3 separate regions of the Mus musculus genome follow, and regions 2 and 3 are each linked to region 1. The links are chromatin loops, found by intact Hi-C in ENCODE. Cell type or tissue: left cerebral cortex. All regions are shown on one strand. Each heading gives the region's core, and the rest is flanking DNA. Links, peaks and the distances in the headings are about the cores only. Region 1 holds the start of Ythdf2 (YTH N6-methyladenosine RNA binding protein 2). Region 2 overlaps Gm28874 (a long non-coding RNA gene). Region 3 holds the start of Srsf4 (serine and arginine-rich splicing factor 4).

Region 1 (6,811 bases), core at 897-5,896:
TCACAGATTTAAGGATATGGTGATGTGCCACCACACCTGGCAAAATTTACTTTATTTTTAATTGTGTGTGTATGTGTGTATTCCACATGTATGTGGGTGCATATGGAGACCAGAGTTTTTCCAGTCCCTGTAGATTTTAGAGAGACTCTCATGTAGGCAAGATTGCCCTTGAAGGTATCCTGCCTCCTACCTCCACCATGACTGGTTAGACCTCTGTTGTGGCTACAGGTCAGTTTATACTAGATTTGCTGCCATTATTTTTGGCCTAGATTTAGTGTCATGATCTTCTAATCCCTAATCTTTTCCCACAGTGCACTGGGACTTACTATACTTTTAACCTTTTATTGGCAGACCAAAATTTGTAGCAAAAGAACGAGGTCCTTACAGTTTTTCTTGCTTACTTCTCCAGTCTCATGTGGTGCCACCCTCCCTCTTGGCATGAGCCAGCTATGGCAACCTCTTATCAGTCCCTACTGGTGCCTGCCTCTTCCTCATTTACGGTCTTTGCATATCGTGTTCTTGCTAGCTTCCTTCCTTGTCTGGTTAATAACTCATGGTCCTTCAAGTCTGCCTGGGCTACAGCTCACTCCTCAGTGAACACTTCCATGCTCTTCTGAAGAGGTCACCTGCCTCTACTTCCTCATTGCACTTTGCACAGTGATAATTGAGTCACTTTGAATAACTCTTTGCATGCTCTCAATGTCCTTAACGAGTCTATAAACTCCAAGGGAAAGTGAACTGTAAGCCTTTCTCCCTAGCACATTGCTTAGCGCTCTGTAGGTGCTGTTAAGAGGCTCCAGTGGCAGACCCTGGACTAGAACCTCAACTCAGTTCCCATATAATAGTCTCTAAGCCCTAAAATACTATCATCCACTCCAGCCTTCCCTTCCTGCTTCCCAGGGATTACACATATCAGTTTGGTATGTTCTGTTTATTTAGGAGTCTGTGAAACCAATTTGGTAAACGAACCCAGGGTTAGCATTACCCTTCCCCACAAGGATATTTTAGCGTTTAACTGGGAACTCCTGCAGAAAAGGTGATCGCACAGGAGCTAATCAAGGCTCCCTGTAGCTGAAGAAACTGTCAGAAGCACTCCTCCCTCCCCCATCTCTTAAGAAGATCACACGAAAGGAACCCACAGCATACCCACCATTTTCTAATGTTTTCAACTTATTCCTTTCTTCCTTCCTTCCTTCCTTCCTTTCTTTCTTTTTTTTTGGGGGGGGGGGTTCAAGATAGGGTTTCTCTGTATAGCCCTGGCTGTCCTGGCACTCACTTTTAGACCAGGCTGGCCTTGAACTCAGAAATTCACCTGCCTCTGCCTCCCGAGTGCTGGGATTAAAGGCGAGCGCCACCACGCCTGGCTCCTTTCTTTCTTTCTTCTTTTTTTTAACCTTTATTTTTGTGAGAAACTTGTTAGGCAGGTGGTATTATCCTCTGTCTTAAGGGAGGGAATCTGAGACAGGTGTAATAATTTTCCTAGTGTTGTACCTGGACTCGGGAGACCAGTGTTTAGACTCTCTCTCGTTCTCAGGAGATGATGTCTAGTCTAATTCTCTTTTTACAAAATCAAGCTGTCTCTAAATGCAAGCAATTGCTGATACAGTTTATATACAAAGCTGAGCCATGAGGTTGACTGGCTAATTATCTTTCATAAAAAAACCATTACTAGGCTTCTCTCATTCAATTAATGGGCTCTCCACCCTGAGATGTGACATTTTACTAAGAGTTCTTTAACTTTGGTGTCTGATCTTATTCACTTAAGCCATAAATGTGAGTATAAGCAGACAAGAAATGCTTTGCACTTACTTTGAGCGGTTTACAAAGTAAAATCCAAGAGTCTTGGCTTTTTCCTCCTGAATCTGTCAAATCCAAACCTTCTCTATCTAGCAAGCAGATGGCATTAGGTTAACAATAGTGCATTGCTCAGGTGTCTACCATTTGCAATAGCAAAACCTACTACTAAATATCCTTGTCCAGAGTGATTTTTTTTTTGTTTGTTTGTTTGTTTTTTGAGACAGGGTTTCTCTGTGTAGCCCTGGCTGTCCTGGCACTCACTTTGTAGACCGGGCTGGCCTCGAACTCAGAAATCTGCCTGCCTCTGCCTCCCGAGTGCTGGGACTAAAGGCATGCACCACTACGCCCAGCTCGTGATTTTTTTTTTTTTAAATTAAAAATGCCTTTGGTGGTGCATGCCTTTGATAACAGCATTTAGGAGGCAGAGGCAGGCAGAATTCTGAGTTCAAGGCTAGCCTGGTCTACCTAGTGAGTTTGAGGACAGCTAGAGGCACCCTGTCTCAAAACACAAACAAAAAACCCTACAAACAAAAAAAAACCTGCCTTTGCTCATCCTTTGGCTCTCCAGTGAATCTTAGCTCATGAATACAGGATTTCTTTTCTAGCTGTTGAAGAATGATATTATGTTGTTCTTTGTGTCAAAAGCACAGATCTATTTAATAACTTGATAACTTTGGCAGCATGCTTAATCTCCCTTTTCCCAGCTGTAACATTGTTTGATAGGCACTTTGAACTTGTTGAAAGTCTTTAAATTTAATGTGTCAGAAAGCACTTAATGACAAAGCCCTGCACACAGCACATACTGGAATAGCGTTCATTTTCCAGTCCTTAGATCACGAATATTTCCTCTTAGGGTCCAACAGACTTCAAGAAAGTGTGTGTGACACTGTGCATACGGGTGAGGTGTCTTTTTCTTGGGAATAAAGTCCAGAGTTTACTAGATTATTTTGGGGTCACTGACTTCTCTGAAAAAAAGAGAGTGTATATTTTTCTCCCTCAAAAGTCAAAGGGGTAAATGTCTTGTGTGCAGGGCAGTGAGGGCCGGCTTTTTAATATTTAGTGGAAGTACTGCTCCTGGGTGTTTTTTTCAAGTCCCTGAGGAAGGAAGGTGACAATAGTCTTAAGGAAGGGCGCGGGTGTCTTCTGGGCCGACCTCCATGAAGTTTTCCCTGTGAGCTCTTAGGACCTCTCTTCTGGTTCCTTTTCAAATTGGGGGAGAGTTATCAAATGCAGTTATGAGTTAGGGCTCAAGTCCTACACAGAGTAGAAGCCTCTGCCCCATTAAGAAAGGGGCTTCTGCGTGTTTTCTTAAGACAAAACAATTATTCTCTAGGTGTTTGCCAAAAAACTCCAGTGGTGACCCCCGGTGCCACCCAGGGCTCCTAGGCCCAAAGCGGCGGCGGTGGGGGCGGGGAGACCGCGCGCGCACCGCTTCCGCTCCTCCAGCCCAGCAGAGGGCGCCACGGGCGCGGCTCTCCCTTCCCGAGATGCTTCGCGCCGGGCCCTTCCGCGTGGGTCAGCGACTGTGAGAGTCAGCGCTCGCGCCGCGCGCGCCGCCCGCCTCTGCCGCTCGGCCTCCCCCATTCGGGCTGCGAGGGGGCGGGCGCGCGCTCCGGAGCATAGAGACGGGCGTTGAGCTCGGCGGCCTAGAGCGTCGCCGGATCGGAGCCGGAGCCCGAGTCGCGCGCTGTGTCTCTGCTGCGTCCGCCGAGGCGAGGCTCCGAGTGTCAGGGACAAAAGCCGCCGCCGCACCCTCTGCTCCCGTCGTCGGGGCTCATCCGCCGCCGCCGCTGTCCCGACGAGGAGTCCGCCGCCGTCGTTCCCCGTGAGGATCCGAGAGCCATGTCGGCCAGCAGCCTCTTGGAGCAGGTACAGGCCCAGCCCGCATGTCTCGGCCATTGTGTGAGGCGAGACGGGGCCCGACTAGGCCCGGGCCCGCCGCTCCTGGCCGGGCCGCGGCGGGCGCCTCTCGCGGCTCGGGATTCGGGCCTCAGACCGGCCGCGCCCTGAGTCTCCCGCCCGGCCCGCTCTTCCCGCTCCTCCCCGGGCCGGGCCGGCCGCGCCGCGCTCCCTCCCAGTAGCGGCCCGGGCTTCCCTTCCTCGTTTCCTCTCTTTCCCTCGTGTGGCTGCCGGGTGGCCGGGCTGCCGGGGCTGCCCCGCCGGCCTAGCGCTCGTCCCCGCCTCCCCCTCACCACGCGTCCCCCCCAGGCCGGTTCCTTTCTTCCCTGCTCGGGCCCCGCGTTCATTTGTCTTTCCTTTTCCGTTTTCTTCTCGGACGACTTGCTGCTCGGCGACGTCCCCTCCTCTCGCAGAGACCAAAAGGTCAAGGAAACAAAGGTAAGACCCCGCTCCTCCGGGTGGCCGCCGGCCGGGATGGGGAGGGGGGTCCGCCGGGCCGTGGGGGCGGTGGCTCGAGGACGCGCCCCGGGGAAAGGACCTTTCCGAAGCCGCTCGGGTCGCAGGTGCCGCGCGCGGGGCGGTCGCCCCTTTTGGTGTGGCCCTGCAGCTGGCGGGCAGCTTTTTTCGTTAACAACGAGTAATTCATGAGCGGCCGGGGGTGGAATGCATTTTGAGAAGCACCAGGTCCTTAGTTTTCTCGTAGGTCTTAGGAGCCCTTTGTGTTTCCTCCTCGTGGAGCACTTTCTGGAAGTCACTCACATGTGAAGGAAGCGGGGAGAGAAAGCCGGAGGGAATTGAAATTCGAAGGAGCCAATACACTGACCTTTTAAAAAGATCAGCTCGCTCTGGGGTGGAGACTCTTTTTCACTGTCCGGCTCTTGCTTCAGCCCTGGCGCTCATCGTTATTCCCCGGAGTTTCAAACCAAGTGACTCTTGGAACTAGCATGGTTTCTTCCTGGTGTGAATGTAAACTGATGGATGGGTTTGGAAGGGAGCTCTTCGGACCAGGGCATTGCTAATTTAACTTTTCCCCTCTAGTACAAAATGGTTCTGTGCATCAAAAGGATGGACTAAATGATGATGATTTCGAACCTTACTTGAGCCCACAGGCAAGGCCGGTGAGTAGTAAATTGTTCTATATTATCTGAGGGGACAGTGTACTGTTAGACTTTCTCTGCCCTGTCTCACTTTTGTGTTTGGGTGTGTTTGGGTGTGTGTGTGTGTGTGTGTGTGGCTGACTCCTAATACAACTTACTAATTTGTTATATAAAACATTAAAGATATAAGCTGTGTGGTCAACAAAGCATGTGCTCTGAGACTGCATTACTGATAACGCGAGTTGTATAAGAGCTGTTATGCTGGCATGAGTAATTGCCCCTTGTTTGCCAGGAAAGGATTAGTGCACAGCTTAAGAATATTGGCCAGAGTTTAGCCTGAGCTCTAAAGAAAACAAAACCTTGTCTTTTAGGGAAATTGGGATGATAATGTAGTGAGGAAATTCTAGTGAATGATCACCTGAACCTCACCTATACAAAACTTACTTCTCTTTTGTCTCCAGTGAGGCTCTTTGTGTATTAAAACTATTTCAAAGTGAGACAGTGGGGCGCTAGATGGTGATTTTTGGTTGTTTAGTATCTGTAGAGAACAACTTTGTGCATAGCTCTTTTGGCTAATGTGTTTGTTAAAGGAGGCTAAAACACTGTTGAACACAGTTGACATTCAGACCAAGAATGATTGCGGTTGCAGGTAGGGCCAGGTAGAGGGCTTATGCATCAGTGTGTCCTTCTAGTGTAGTTCCCATTGCCACCAAGAAAAGTTTGAGATACATTTATTTGATGGGAGGACTAGTTGCATATATATGTAGATACTCCTAATATGAACTGTATGTATGAATTGTTTGATTCACCAGCTTTATTGTCTCCTCTTAGGACAGCCACACAATTTTGGTTAATGTAAATTCACAGATAAATGTATCCAAAAGAGTTGAAGGTTTTGATTTTAGGATGCTGTAGCATAGATTAAGAAGTTTGTGGAACATTGATATAAAAATTTGAACCTGTTCTGTAGGAAAAACATATGGCTGGTTTTCAGTAACTTGACATATATGTATGTATTCAGTAACTTGACATATATGTATGTATTCAGATTTGGACCCGATTGTTCCCTAAGGTTTTTGAGATAGCTTATCTAAAAATCTTCATATTGAGAGTACAAAAAGTTTCCACACTGGCTAACCAGCCAATCAAAGAAGCAGAGGAATGAAATATTAATAATTGCTGTTAATGATGTCGTTTGCTTTCCTAATCATTGTAACTGAGTGGGAGCATTTAGGACCCATTCTAGGTAGTTCTTGCACAGTATTGTGTAATTGAGAGTGTGGAGCTCTGGCATGTGTGAACTTGCCATCTCAGGTATAGCCATTCACCTGTGTCTTGGCATAACCTGTGCTGGTGAGAGCGTTTTGTCTTCTTAGAGAAGCTGAAGCTTAGTGACTTTTAAAAACTGAGGTATGGCTATAGACCTTGAAGGACTATGGCTGATTTTGTTTTGTTTTGTTTCTTGTATATAATCTAGAGTAATTCACAGAGCTGGGTGTTGTGCCTCATGCCTTTAACTCAAGGACTAGGGAGACAGAGGCAAGTGGATCTTTTGAGTTTGAAGCCAGTCTGGTCTTAAAAGAGTTCTGGGCTAACCTTTACATGATGACTTTAGTCCCAGCATTTGGGAGGTAGAGTAAGATGAGTCTCTGTGAGCTTGAGGCCAGCCTGCTCTACAAAGTTGAGTTCCAGGGCAGCCAGGTCTGTTACACAGAGGTTTAAACATGCCTTTTTCTTTTTTTAAAAAAGAATTCTAGGCTAGCCATGACTACAGAATATGCTGTGTCTAACACAGGGCCTCATACTAAATCTTTTCTTTTTTCTTTTTTCTCTTTTTGGTGGGTGGGGTGGGAGAGTCTCCCTATGTAGTCTCGACTAGCCTCATACTTACTGAGATCTGTTTGCTTCTGTCTCCTTAATCCTAGGATTAAAGGCATAAGGCACCATACTTGGCTTTATCACGGTCTTATCAGTTGAAAAATTTATTGTGTAGATGTATTTAGAGGCTAAAGAATACA
Region 2 (6,811 bases), core at 614-5,613, 54 kb before region 1:
GCCCCTTAGCTATTTATTTTCATTTAAATTATTTTTGTTTTATTCGCTTGTGTGCCTGAGTTTGAATTTCCCGGGATTAACAGTTGAAGACTAGGGCTGGTGAGATGGCTCAGCGGTTAAGATTGCCGACTGCTCTTCCAAAGGTCCTGAGTTCAAATTCCAGCAACCACATGGTGGCTCACAACCATCTGTAACGAAATCTGATTCTCTCTTCTGGAGTGTCTGAAGACAGCTACAGTGTACTTACATATAATAAATAAATAAATATTTTAAAAAAAAACAGTTGAAGACTGGTAATGAGCCACCCTGTAGGTACCTGGGATAAAATTTGGGACTCTTAAAGAACAGCCAGTGCTCTTAACCAATGAGCCATCTCTCTAGCCCTGCAACTGACTGCTAAGAGGAGTGGGTATGGCTCTGCTTCACAGGTTAGAAAATTGAGGGTTACATTGTATTATGCAGGCAAAAGGAATATCCCACTTCCAAATGCCTCCCTGGAAGAGTAAGGGAATCATAAAACTTGACTGAAATTTCCTCCTTCAATATAAATTTCTTTTCTTTTCTTTTCTTTTCTTTTCTTTTCTTTTTTTAAGATTTGTTTATTTTATGTAAGTACACTGTCACTGTCTTCTGATACACCAGAAGAGGGCATCAGAGCCCATTCAGATGGTTGTGAGCCACCATGTGTTTGCTGGGAATTGAACTCAGTCATGACTTCTTGAAAAGCCATCAGTGCTCTTAACTGCTGAGACATATTCTCGCCAGCCTTTTTGATCTACATCTCATATGGAGTATTTAAAAAAACTTTATGTCTGGAGTTACATATTTTGGTGTGTATACCTCACATATGTCCATATCCCTTAAAATTTTTTTTTTTTTGTTTATTTTTGAGACAGGGTTTCATCGTGGCTGGCCCTTTTTTTTCTTTGTAGACCAAGCCTGGCCTTAAATTCAGAGATCTGCCTCATGAGTGCTTAGATTTATTTTTGCTTGTGTGTGTGTGTGTGTGTGTGTGTGTGTGTGTGTGTGTGAAGTTATTCTCAGAACCCAAATGGTGGAAGGAGAGGGTGAACCCTGTCACTTGTCTTCTGACCTACATATGCCATCCATGGTGTACCCCTCCAATAAATTAATATAATTAAAAGTCTTTGAAATAACTACTCATATCTACAGATACACAGTTCAGAAGTACTGGACTGCCATTTTGCCCAGCTTATGTTAGCTTTAGAAAAGGATGTGGGGGCTGGAGAGATGGATCCACAGTTATGAGCACTTATTCAGTTCCCAGGACCCAGCACTCCCACCTCCTCTGGTTTCCTTGGTGCATAATACAAATGAAGTATGTATACATGAGTGTAGACAAACACACATAAAGATAAATAAATCATTGTTTAATACTGTCTGGGTGTGGTGGCACTTTTTTTGTTTTGCTTTGTTTTTGTTTTTTTCAGGCAGGGTTTTTCTTTGTGTACCTGTATTAGTCAGGGTTCTCTAGAGTCACAGAACTTATAGATAGTCTCTATATAATAAAGGAATTTATTGATGACTTACAGTCTGCAGCCTGATTCCCAACAATGGTTCAGTAGTAGCTGTGAATGGAAGTCCAAGGACCTAGCAGGTACTCAATCCCACACAGCAAGCAGGCGAAGGAGCAAGAGCAAGACTCCCATCTTCCAATGTCCTTATATTGTCTCCAGCAGAAAGTGTAGCCCAGATTAAAGGTGTGTTCCACCACACCTTTAATCCCAGATGAACTCGGAGATTTAATCTTCTGGAATCCATAGCCACTTTGCCTCAAGATCTCCATACCAAGATCCAGATCAGAAACTTCTATCTCCAAGCCTCCAGATAAGGGTCACTGGTGAGCCTTCCAATTCTGGATTGTAGTTCATTCCAAATATAGTCAAGTTGACAACCAGGAATAGCCACTACAGTACCTGTGTAGTCTTGGCTGTCCCGGAACTCACTCTGTAGACCAGGCTAGCCTTGGACTCAGAAATCTGCCTCCCAAGTGCTGGGATTAAAGGCCACCACTGTAATGGTAGATATCTTTATCCTAGCACTCAGGAGGCAGAGGTAGATCTCTGTGAGTACCAGCTAGTGTTGTATAGTGAGACTCTGTTTCAGGGAAGGCATGAGTGAAAGAACAAAGGAAAACAGAAGAAAAGAAAATGGGGAGTTTTTTTGTTTTTGTTTTCTGTTGGGGAGGTCACAGGCTCAAGGAGCTTACACTCCAAAGGCTCGCCCTGTAAATCAGACTGGACTAGAACATAGAGATCTGCTAGGATTAAGGATTTATGCCAACACACTCAGCTCCAGCTGGCATCCCCACCACCACTTTTCTTTTTGTCTTTTGAGACAGGATTTCTCTGGGTAGCCCTGGCTGTCCTGGAGCTCACAGAGATCCTCCTGCTTCTGCCTCCCAGTGTGGTCCTGACCTGCATCTCCTTTCTCTACACCGGGATGCTGAGGCTGAAACAGAGACTCATAAGCACAGTGCCAGCAGGATTCAATTCTTATCCTTCCTCCTAAGCCCGAAGTCAGCTTTTTCCTTTGATGTTGACATGGCAGATGGGGCAGAGGTGGCTGAGGCAGTGACTAACCTGTCTACATCTACATTAGTCTCAGGGTTCTTTTTTTTTTTTTTCTGTTGCTGTTGTTTTTTGTCTTTGGGGTTTTTTTTCCCCCCATCAATTGGCAGAGCTTCCTCTCTTTCTGATTCTGCCTTCTTTTCTGATTCACATCCCATCTGCTACTAGATTCTGGTTTCTCAAAGTGTGGATGATACAGAAGGGAGGGACAAGCTGTGAGGGGTGGGGAGGGAGGGACAGAGAGTGCAGTAGTTCTTAAGCAACAGATTATTTTGAGAGTTCTGTGTACCAGGGAGTCCTCCGAGACTAATATAACCTGTCTGTCCGAGCCCTCACAGAGAAAGTATGTATTGTGGAGGGAGAACAAGGGAGAGCAAGTCCAGGCAGAAGGAAGCCCTGTTGGATATGGGTGTATCAATCAGAGTTCTCTAGTGTCACAGAACTTATGGGTCGGCTCTAAGGGAATTTGTTATGGTGACTTACAGTCTAGTCCAACTCCCAAACAATGGTCAGCTGTGAATGGAAGTCCAAGGTTGACAAGGCAAGTAGAAGAGTGAATCCCCCTGCCAACGTCCTTATGTAGGTCTCCCAGAAGGTGTGGCCCGGATCAAAGGTGTGTGTCATCACACCTGGATCTAGGACTTGCTTTGTCCCAGATGACCTTGAACTCAGAGATCTCCTTGCCTTAGTCTCCTGGGATTCACAGCCACTCTGCCTCAAGATCTCCATGCCAAGATCCAGGTCAGAAACTTGTCTCTCCCAGCCTCAAAATCTGGATCACAGGTGAGCCTTCCAATTCTGGATGGTAGTTCATTCCAGATATAGTTGACAACCAGGAGTAGCCACTACAATGGGTAAGAACATTAAAAGATGTGGAAGCCGGGTGTGGTGGCGCACACCTTTAATCCCAGTGGGATTGGGAGGCAGAGGCAGGCGGATTTCTGAGTTCAGGACCAGCCTGGTCTACAAAGTGAGTTCCAGGACAACCAGGGGTGTGGGAAGCCGTTGCAGAGTGGCAGTTACAGAGTGGCAGTTACAGAGTGGCAGTTACAGAGTGGCAGTTGGCTACAGCTGGCCACCACACATACATAGCCAGTAAAGGTTCTTTTGCCAAGGTGAGGTTTTGAGAATTGACAAAAGTTAACCAATCAGATGAGAGACAAGTTAACCAATCAGATGAGAGACAAGTTAACCAATCAGATGAGAGACAAGTTAACCAATCAGATGAGAGAGAACGCCTGTCCTAGGCCTATAAAAGCAGCACCAGTTCTGGGCTCGAGGTCTTTTCGCCTCTACAATCAAGCTCTCCCAATAAACGTGTGCAGAAGGATCCTGTTGCAGCGTCGTTCTTCCTGGCCAGTCGAGCGCGCACAAGACAGGGGAACACAGAGAAACCCTATCTTGAAAAGCCAAAAAAAAAAAAAAAAAAAAAAAGAAGAAGAAGGAGGAGGAAGAGGAGGAGGAGGAGGAGGAAGAGGAGGAAGAGGGCAGGTAGACTGAAAAAGGAGTTCAAGTTTTCAAGTTTGGTTCTAAGGACCTGTGGGGCATTAGAAGACTGAATACTTAAAGCAGCAGGGCAGAGAGCAGGCCGACGACCAGGAGGCTCTGACTGCTAGAGCCTCAGGAGGAGACCAAGCCTAACTACAGAGAAGAGGGATGGGCTTCTCGTTTTGTTTAGTTTTTTGCTCCTTGAGACAACAACTCACAAGCTGGATTAGAACTCACTATGTAGGGCTAGGGAAATGGCTCAGTGGTTAGGAGCACTGGTTGTTCTTTCAGAAGGTTTCATTCCTGGCATCCATAGGGCAGCTCACAACTGTCTGCAATCCAAGCCCCAAGAGATCTAACACCCTCACCTAGACTACTATGTAGACAAAACACCAATGCACTAAAACTAAAAAACAAAAACAAACAAAAAAAACCCTCTCGGGGGCTGATGAGATGGCTTAGCAGTTAAGAGCACTGACTGCTCTTCTGGAGGTCCTGAGTTCAAATCCCAGCAACCACATGGTGGCTCACAACCACCCGTAATGAGATCTGAAGACAGCTACAGTATACTTACATATAATAAATAAATAAAATCTTAAAAAACAAACACACCCTCTCTATGTAGCTCAGGCTAGTCTCAAACTCATAACCCTGCTTGCTTCGCCCTACCCAGTGTTGGGAGTATAGAGGCATTTCAGATGTATTTGTAGGGACTGGAGAAGATCGTATGTCAAAACAAAAATCAGAGAGATACACTTAAAACATTCAAGTCTCAATCTTTCCTCCAAAGCTACTGCCTGAGGTCCCCTGGAGAGCCCGTCCTGGTATATGCATACACCATTATGTGCACACAGCCTCTCCCCAGTAGACGCCCCTTCAGAACAGTTGTCTCCTCCATTGGTCAACTTCCCTTTTCACTCAAACAAACAGAATCCTCCCCTGATCGAAATCGGCTAACCCCCGGAATGATGAAGGGTGAGACAAATCCAGACCTGGCAGCGAGCATCTCTATAACATTGTATTATATGTTTGGTTTGGGTTCCTAGAGAAAGAAGCTAGCACTTCACAGGTACTAGAAAATTCACCGTGTCTCAGGCTGACCTCGAACTTGTGATCTGTATGCCTCTCCCCAGTAGCAGAGGATGTAGGAACTGGGCTACCTGGCTGGGTCCAAGCAACTTTCTTTTTCTTTCCTTTGCTTTTTTTCTTTTCTTTCTTTTCTTTTCTTTTTTTTTTTTTCCGAGACAGGGTTTCTCTGTGTTGCCTTGGCTGTACTGGGACTTGCTGGCCTTGAACTCAGAGAGATCTGCCTGCCTCTGCCTCTCCAGGGCTTAACCATCACCTGACTGTGAAGTAAATTCCTAGTATGCACCAGACACTGGGTTTGATCCCAGTACCCTCAAACCAAATCAAAGCCCAAATATACTAACACCTCTTTAATTCCTAAGAAACAGCTTTTAGTGAGCTAAAAAAATAAAAAGTGTAATTCAGAATTGTGTATGTATAATAAATCATGAAGGTAAAGAAGGAGGAAAATTAATAGAAAAATATTGGCTGGGAATATGTCAGTTATAAGTAGAAATACATTCTGTGTTTTCCAACCCTTTGTGAGCATTTGGTAACAGGAGGAGTGATTAAGTGGGGGTGGGGTCTCTCATAGCACTTACCTCGGAAAGCCAGCAGTCATCTTATTACCTTGGTTTATTATTTGTTCCCTTCATTCAAGCAACATAATAAAGAAACACAATCACAGTTGTCGCTCCTCCTCGGTGCTTTCCCTACAAGCTCCATTCACTGCCATCCAGCTCCATTTAGTCCCCAGCCTCAGAGAGGACTCCACCCAGCAGGAACAGCTCTCCTGCTGAACCCAGTGGCTGACCTAGGCTTTCCCCTTCAGAGCTGTCGCAGTCTCCAGACATACTAGAAAAGGGCATTGGATGCCCATTACAGATGGTTGTGAGGCACCATGTGGTTGCTGGGAATTGAACTCAGGACCTCTGAAGAGCAGTCAGTGCTCTTAACCAATGAACCAACTCATCCAGCCCCTAAGATCTTATTTCTTATTTATAACTGTATGTGTGTTTGTTCGCGTGAATGCAGTATCACCGGAGGCCAGAACAGGAGTTGGATCCCCTAGAGATAAGAGTTACAGGCAATAATGAGTCAACCCACATGAGTGCTGGGAACCTGACTCAGATCCTTAGCAAGAACAGTACACACCTTACTTGCTGAGCCATCTCTCCAGCCCCCAATGTTTCTTTTCGTGCTTGCTCAGTTAAAATGCTCTCACATCCAAAAAAGAAAAAAAAGAAAAGCTGGGCGTGGTGTCGCACGCCTTTAATCCCAGCACTTGGGAGGCAGAGGCAGGTGGATTTCTGAGTTTGAGACCAGCGTGGTCTACAAAGTGAGTTCCAGGACAGCCAGGACTACAGAGAAACCCTGTCTCAAAAAACCAAAAAAAGGGCTAGAGAGATGGCTCAGTGGTTAAGGGCACTGACTGCTTTTCCAGAGGTCCTGAGTTCAATTCCCAGGAACCACATGGTGGCTCACAACCATCTGTAATGGGATCTGATGCCCTCTTCTGGTGTGTCTGAAGACAATGACAGTGTATTCACATATATGAAATAAATAAATAAATTCTTAAAAAACAAAACAAGGGCTGCAGAGATGGCTCAGCAGTTAAGAACACTGACTGCTCTTTCAAAGGTCCTGAGTTCAAATTCCAGCAACCA
Region 3 (6,811 bases), core at 1,173-6,172, 340 kb after region 1:
CCTTTTGTTCTATTGCTTCCTTTCAGTCTCCCGGCACCTCCACCATCTGTCTTCTTCCCGGAAGTCATTTTCCTTTGCAATGATTTCAGGATGATGCTAGGTTGTACTGCATGGAATTAGCGCCTGTCACACCTGTCTTTAAGCCCCAAATAACTTTCTATTCCTTATTTCAACCTTGATCTATGATGGACTTCATTTACACCATCCGTTATTTGGCAATATGAGAATCCAAGTTCCTAAAAGATGTAGGCAGCTAAAGTTCTGAGAGTGTCTGTCCTCTTAGATTCCCTGAGTTGTTCCATGTTTCCTTCAAGAGTCTTTGAATTCTATTCATGATTTAAAATTTAGTGTAAAACTCCTTTAAATTTTTTTTTACTATTTATCTTTACTTTTATTCTCTTAAATTTATTTTATGTGTCTGGAGGTTCTGCCTGCATGTTTAACTGTTTACCACAAGCCTGCCTAGTGCTGGAGGACAGAAAGTGTCAAATTCCCCAGGACTGGATGGAGACACAATTGTGTGCTCCCATGTGGGTGCTGAGAATTGAACCCAGGTCCTCTGGGAACACAGCCAGTGACTCTAATGATGGAGCCATCTCTCCAATCCCCTAGTGTAAAACCTTTAATAGTTGTTTCTGGTCTGGTGTTAAATTTCTAGGTCTTAACAGCTAGACTGTTAAGAGTTGGTCCTTACTGGACCACTTCTTCACCAATTCCAACATAACATATTTCTGGACATTTCTCTTTCTTCATTTCAAGTCCTAGTAAATCCATACTTCAAAGCTCATTTTAAGAAAAATCTATTCTGGGCTGGAGAGATGGCTCAGTGGTTAAGAGCACTGGCTGCTCTTCCAGAGGACCTGGGTTCAATTCCCAGCAACCAATGGCAGCTCACAACGGTCTTCAACTCCAGTTCCAGGGGATCTGAGACCCTCACACAGACATACACGCAAGCAAAACATCAATGCACATAAAAGTAAAAATAATAGAAAAAGAAAATCAATTTTAGTAAACTATCCTACATTTTAGTTGTCTGAGTTTTAAGTGAGAACAAGCATTCCTTGACTCAAAAGGCATGTCAGTCACAGCAGGTTAGTCAGAAACTGTTCTGTCTCCTTCCTCAATTCCTGCAGTGCAGCTGTTGCAGTGCAGGGGATCCTGTTGGCGCATTAGTAACCCGAGCAAGTGATCAGTTTTGCCCTACTACCTTTTTCAACACTCACCCACTCCTTGAGAAAAGAGACCTCACCAAATATACTGCTAGCAAACACTAAGGGGCTAAGATGCTGCTTAATGACTCTATTACAGAGGATGGCGAAAGCTTTATACTTTTTCTACCTGACCTTCCTTTTTATGAATGAGAAAACAGGTTCAGAGAAACTAAGTCACTTGCTCAAAGAAACTTAAATTGAGGAGCAAGGTTTGACTCAGACTTATCTGTCTTCCAAACCCCTTGTTTTTCCCCTACAAAAGGGAGGGGGTAAGGGGGGTCGGTTAATCTCTCACATGTAAGGTTAAATATCACAAAAACAATACTCTCATGCCAGCTGGTTCGCTCTGTAAGAACAAAAATGAGAAATTGTCTTTGTGAATCGAATCCAGGATTCATAAACATTTTATCGAAGTCTTGTTCTCAGCAAGGAGAGTCTTTTAAGTGTCAATTATTCGAAATCTAGACAGCTTTGAGAACCTGCTGGTTCATTTGCCATTCATACTAAAGTGTATGTCTTCTCAAATGTCAATTACTACTGGTCTCATTGGACCAAACACAAAGTCGAAAAAAACAAAACAGGCAAGAAATAAACACAGCAAAAACCAAGGGTTCCCCTAACACCCAAGGTTTAGTGCTTCCGACGCCGTTCCGGTGCTTAATGCCTTTCAAGTCCTACCTAATAATTCTCAGCTCCCAAGCAAAAGATGCTCGTACAATCTCTAGGCATGACAACTCACCCGTTTTCCCCGAACCTGGTAGTCCCTGCTAGCCTTGCTTCGCCAAAGCAGATTAGAAATACAAGCCCAGATTGTACGGGGAAAGCTGTTAAGTAGGCAATTTGGAGATGTGTCTCCACTTGCACCAGCAGCCGACGCAGACCTGGCCAGGATGGCCCTTACCCACTCAAAAAATCCTACGACAGCAATCATTTTCCGGCAAGTTGGAGAGCCGAAACCACAACGTGGAAAACTCTGTAAGGACTCCCCAAGATAACGAGCTAGGACTTTAATTTACTCTCGGAAAGGGAGCGGTCAAGGCTTGAAGCGCGGCAAGCCAGTACTTTCGAAACTGTCACTGCACTACAAAAACTAGTGTCTCCCGCCCAAAGTGTGGCACGCGAAAAAGCCAGAGCTCCAGTCCTCAGAAACACACGCCGGGAAGCCTCTGGCCGGTCAGGCTGGGGAACGGGGAGAAGAGGGCCGGAACCCTCATCTGCTCCTGGCAGCCCCAGAGCGGGAAAGGGCCGCCTCGGACCCATAGTCCAGCGACGGAAACCCAGGCCTCCCCGGCGCCCGGAGCCCCAGTCTAACCCGGGCCTCCGTCCCCATTATCCCGCCACCACCCCCGCCCGCGCAGGCGCAGTGGGAGCCGGGCCTACCCGCGCCCCCGAGGCACCGCCGCCATGGCGGAGCGGAGGAGGCCGGCGGCGGCTTAGCGCCCAGCGAGCGCCGCGCTCGCGTCCCCGCGGCCTCCTAGCCACAGCCGCGGCCCTGTCAGCCCCCCGGCCGGCCCCTCCGCCGCCCTCCTCACCCGTTCTTCAGATCCACCTCCAGGATCTTCCCGTAGCCCTTAAAGAAGCGCTCCACATCGCGCTCCCGGGCCTGGTAGCTCAGGCGGCCGATGTACACCCGCGGCATTCCGGCGGCGGCAGCTGGCCCCGGCCCCCCTCAGGCGGCGGCCGGCGAAGGGAAAACGCGGCGGCGGCGGTAACGGGCGGGCGGCGGGACGGACGCAGCCGAAGCCCGGCGACGTACGCGAGCACGCAGCTCGAGAACGCGCGCCCCCGTCTCCCTACCCCCCCCCCCCCGGCGGAGGGGAACGGGAGGGAGCGCGCGCCCGCTTCCCGCCTGGTCAGGGGCGGGGGCGGGGCTTTACTGGAGGCGCGCCGGCGCGGGGCGGGACCTGGCCGAGTGAGCGACAGCTGCAGCACGTCCTCTCGCGAGCTCGCCGTGGCAGCGGCACTTCCCCCGGAAGTGCCTGCGCGGGTGCGCGCCGAGCGGGTGTTCCCGCCTTTGTCCTTTGCTCTGGTAGACTTTCTGTTTTGGGGTGGTTTTCGGTAAACGTCCCTGTGGGAAGTTAGTGGATCCATGACCTTGGGCCCATTTTCCTTTCTCTCGGATCTTTGAGTCTCTTTTATCTTCCTTGTACTTTCAGGGTTGTCTCTACAGTGTCGATACTAGGTATGTAAAAGTGTTCCAATAATTGGTTCGGTATTATTTTGCGGTGTTGTGGATCGAACTCAGGGCCATACGGATGTTAACAAGTGCCCTATCTCTGAGTTACATCTCAGATTTAATTTTTATTTTTTAAAGCACTGACTGCCAGAGGTCCTGAGTTCAATTGCCAGCAACCACATGGTGGCTCACAACCATCTGTAATGGGAATCGGATGCCCTCTTCTAGGGTGTCTGTCTAAAAACAGCTACACTGTACTCATACACATAAAATAAATCCTTAAACAAAAAAGTTCTGACTGTCCTAGAAATAGCCCTGTAGACCAGGCTGGCCTGAAACTTTGCCTGTCTGCCTATTGGCTGGGATTAAAAGCATGTGCCAAACTATGTCCGTTCAGTTTAGTGCCTTGTAGTTAGATTAAGCACGACAGAAAATTACTATTTTCTTTTTTTGTTTATTCATTTTGAGAAAGGGTTTTTCTGTATATCCCCGGCTGTCCCGGAACTCCCTCTGTGGACCAGGCTGGCTTCAAACCTGCCTGCTTCCCAAGTGCTAGAGTTAAAGGTGTACCCCATCTCTGCCAGCTCAGAAAAAATTTCTAACCTGCAAGATTATAATCTATAGATGTCCAGTGTATTGCCAAAATAACCAAATGTAATGAACTGTGCTGGGGCATGTGGGTGCTCAGTAATGAAAGGTTCCTTTTCAGCTTTGCCCAGGAATCACTGAGGGGTTTAGTCTCTTTACTGCATTTCCACTTTAACTGATGTGCTGGGTAAAGTTTTCTCTTCTGCATCTTCTGCTTTCCTTTCTAGAGGCAGTTTCTTAAGTATTCCTTTAGAAGTTAATTTACCATACAGCACTTGGCTTTTCTTTTTTAAGACAAGAACTTTCTATGTCTAATGGCCTTTGACTAACCTGTAAAAGCCTTTCTAAGAACTGTGATTGTCAATTGCAGGTGTGCATCACACCTGATTTTTTTTTTTTTTTTTTTTTTTTTTTTTGAGACAGGGTTTCTCTGTATAGCCCTGACTGTCCTGGAACTCACTCTGTAGACCAGGCTGGCCTCGAACTCAGAAATCCACCTGCCTCTGCCTCCCGAGTGCTGGGATTAAAGGCGTGCACCACCACGCCCGGCTTACACCTGATTTTTGTCTCACTATATTTTAGTCATTTCAGAAGCATATGAAAAGCACTTAAGACCATTTTGTCTTATAACACACTTTTTTATACACAGTAACTTACCTAGTCACTATTCTAGTGAAGAATTGAGACAGGGTCCAACCTTTGGTTTTTAGAATTGCCACAATCAGTGACCATGTATATTCAAATAGTATCTATCCTGGAAATGGGAATGTCATTAAGGACATACTTCTGGCAGAACACTTGTCTAACCTAGCCTTGATCCTCAGCATCGCCTAGACATACAACTTGGGAAGTAGGAGTACTAGGTTAAAGGGTATAGGCATTTGACTTAGGGACAGTCTCACTTCTTATCCTCAGCTGGCCTTGGATTTACAGCAGCTCTCTTGCCTCAGCTTCCTGAGTGCTGAGGGTTGCAGGCATGGATCACAGGGCCTGCTTCAGCATGTGTAACATGGTAGCTGTTGGGTCTCAAATACTCAACGTATTATCAATGTTTTGATTTAGCCAGGTGATGGTGGCCCATGCCTTTAATCCCAGCACTAAGGAGGCAGAGGCAGGCAGATTTCTGAGTTCTAGGTCAGCCTGATCTACAGAGCAAGTTCCAGTACAGCTAAGGCTACACAGAGAAACCCCGTCTTGAAAAAAAGTTTGTCAATCCAGCGAAGAGGTATCCTCCAGGCCATTTGGTTTGCAGTTACCTTGAGGGAACCAGCCTCTCTTCATGTCCTTCATGCTCTCTTGTAGCTTCAGGGCACCTGTACACACAGGGCATACACACCTTGACACGTTTTCATTTGTGTTTTATTCTTTGCCCATTTTACTTGATTTATAGTTCACTATAGATTAGGGAAATCAGCAGCTTGCCAAATGAATTGTAGATACTTCACCAGCATGTTGACTTTTGGCATTACCATGTTTCTTGGGTGTGAACGCACTGGCAGACAGTTCTAAGGAAGTGCTTCTGTCTTTCACGGTGTGATCCAGGGATTTAACTCAGGTCCTCAGACTTTTATGACACACTTGTGTTTTGCCTAAATAGAGACCCCTAATTTTATGTTATAATCAAAGGCTTTCTCACTTTGAGGTCTTGTGTTTCTTTTGGAAGTAGGGTCACACATAGTCCAGGTTGACCTGGGAACTTGCTATGTAGCTGAGGTGGACTCTCCCAAATGCTGGAAGTACAGGTCTGAGCCAACATACTTGGCTTGAGGTTTTAAGTTTGTTTTAAATTTAGTTTTGTGTATATGGATGTGAGTACAGGTGCCTGTGGAGGCCAGGTGTCAGGTCTTCCTGAAGCTGGAGTTACAGTGGTTATGAGCCACTTGATTTGATTTGGGTGCTGGGAACAATTCTGGTCTTCTGCAAGAGCAGTGTATGTATGCTCTTAAGTGCTGAGCCAGCTCTCCGTCTCTCTCTACTGGTTACAAGGTTAGCTTTGTACAGCAGCAGCTTATCATTTGGGAAGTGCTAGAGCACCTGTTTACCATGTTCAAGCCCTGAGTTTGATCCTCAGAACTGTTTGCAGTTGTTGCAGCAGGTGCTGTGCACCGTGCAGGGCATGGGACCTGCCAGGAAGCACTGTGGTTATTGCTAATTCTTTCAAGACAAAAGGACAGTAATGACTACAACACACAAGTTTGTGCAAGCACCTTTCCCCTGGGCCTGTCTTCCCATGAGGACACAGGTCCTCATCAATATTGTGGCAGAGGCCATGGAGTTGTGTGGTGGAAGCTCCCAGTAGGGGACATGAAGGTAGAGTCAATGTCGGCAGCAGGTGTGCTTCAACTTTGTTTTTAGAAGGTTATGGCTATTTGTTTTTTATCTTGGGAGCCTAGGGCTCCATTTACAAAGGGTGTGTTTTACTCAGTGGGCCTCAAGGACAACCACCAAGTTCCACAGCTATGTCCTGCTTTTATAGCGTGGACAGGGCACAGGAAGTCAGTTCTTTTTATCTATTTTCCCTCTAGCTTGTTCTGAAGTGTTGGTACCTATTAACTGGTCTTCAGAATTTAGCTGTGTGGTGGGGGGTTTACTTCTCCGAAGTTCAAAAGCCTGGGGATTTCTCCTTTATTCATCTTTAGATTCTGTCCTTGCAGTTGTCCCTCAGTGCTGCCAGAGCTTTCCAAAGCCTGTTCCTCTGCTCAATTGTCTGTTGTCCCCTCAAGTCTCTTGACTGAGAGTCCTGACCTGCTACACCACCCTTTACTGCAGCGTGGCTCAGTTCCAGGTAAATCACTATGTGTCATCACTTAGTATCAGGCTCAGTTAAACACTGGTT

Evidence for each region. Peaks named below come from ENCODE experiments on the same cell type or tissue, not always from the same donor. Only the 100,000 strongest peaks of a DNase experiment are listed, where the experiment ranks them.
Region 2: it touches region 1 in a loop (5-fold over the local background); 22 of 42 quality-filtered maps call a loop at or near these places.
Region 3: it touches region 1 in a loop (3-fold over the local background); 1 of 42 quality-filtered maps calls a loop at or near these places.

What each region holds. Positions count from the first base shown.
Region 1 is chr4:132,208,755-132,215,565 of GRCm38, reverse strand. Ythdf2 (YTH N6-methyladenosine RNA binding protein 2) reads left to right here and starts at 3,310. Exons shown (of 5, transcript NM_145393.4): 1 at 3,310-3,666; 2 at 4,110-4,134; 3 at 4,735-4,814. The coding sequence starts at 3,640. In left cerebral cortex, for the core only: a CTCF peak has its summit at 3,253 (motif pointing right); DNase peaks (open chromatin) are centred at 3,338, 3,915 and 4,396; H3K4me3 peaks cover 2,136 bases; H3K27ac peaks cover 1,634 bases.
Region 2 is chr4:132,262,920-132,269,730 of GRCm38, reverse strand. Gm28874 (a long non-coding RNA gene) reads right to left here. Exons shown (of 2, transcript XR_390809.4): 2 at 2,623-3,436. Among named protein-coding and RNA genes, the nearest start is that of Rnu11, 3.9 kb to the left of the region's middle. In left cerebral cortex, for the core only: a CTCF peak has its summit at 638 (motif pointing right); DNase peaks (open chromatin) are centred at 686 and 2,687; H3K27ac peaks cover 1,237 bases.
Region 3 is chr4:131,869,803-131,876,613 of GRCm38, reverse strand. It overlaps Srsf4 (serine and arginine-rich splicing factor 4), which reads right to left and starts at 2,975. Exons shown (of 6, transcript NM_020587.2): 1 at 2,744-2,975. The coding sequence starts at 2,850. In left cerebral cortex, for the core only: no CTCF peak of the experiment used is centred there; DNase peaks (open chromatin) are centred at 2,056, 2,557 and 3,128; H3K4me3 peaks cover 2,909 bases; H3K27ac peaks cover 1,629 bases.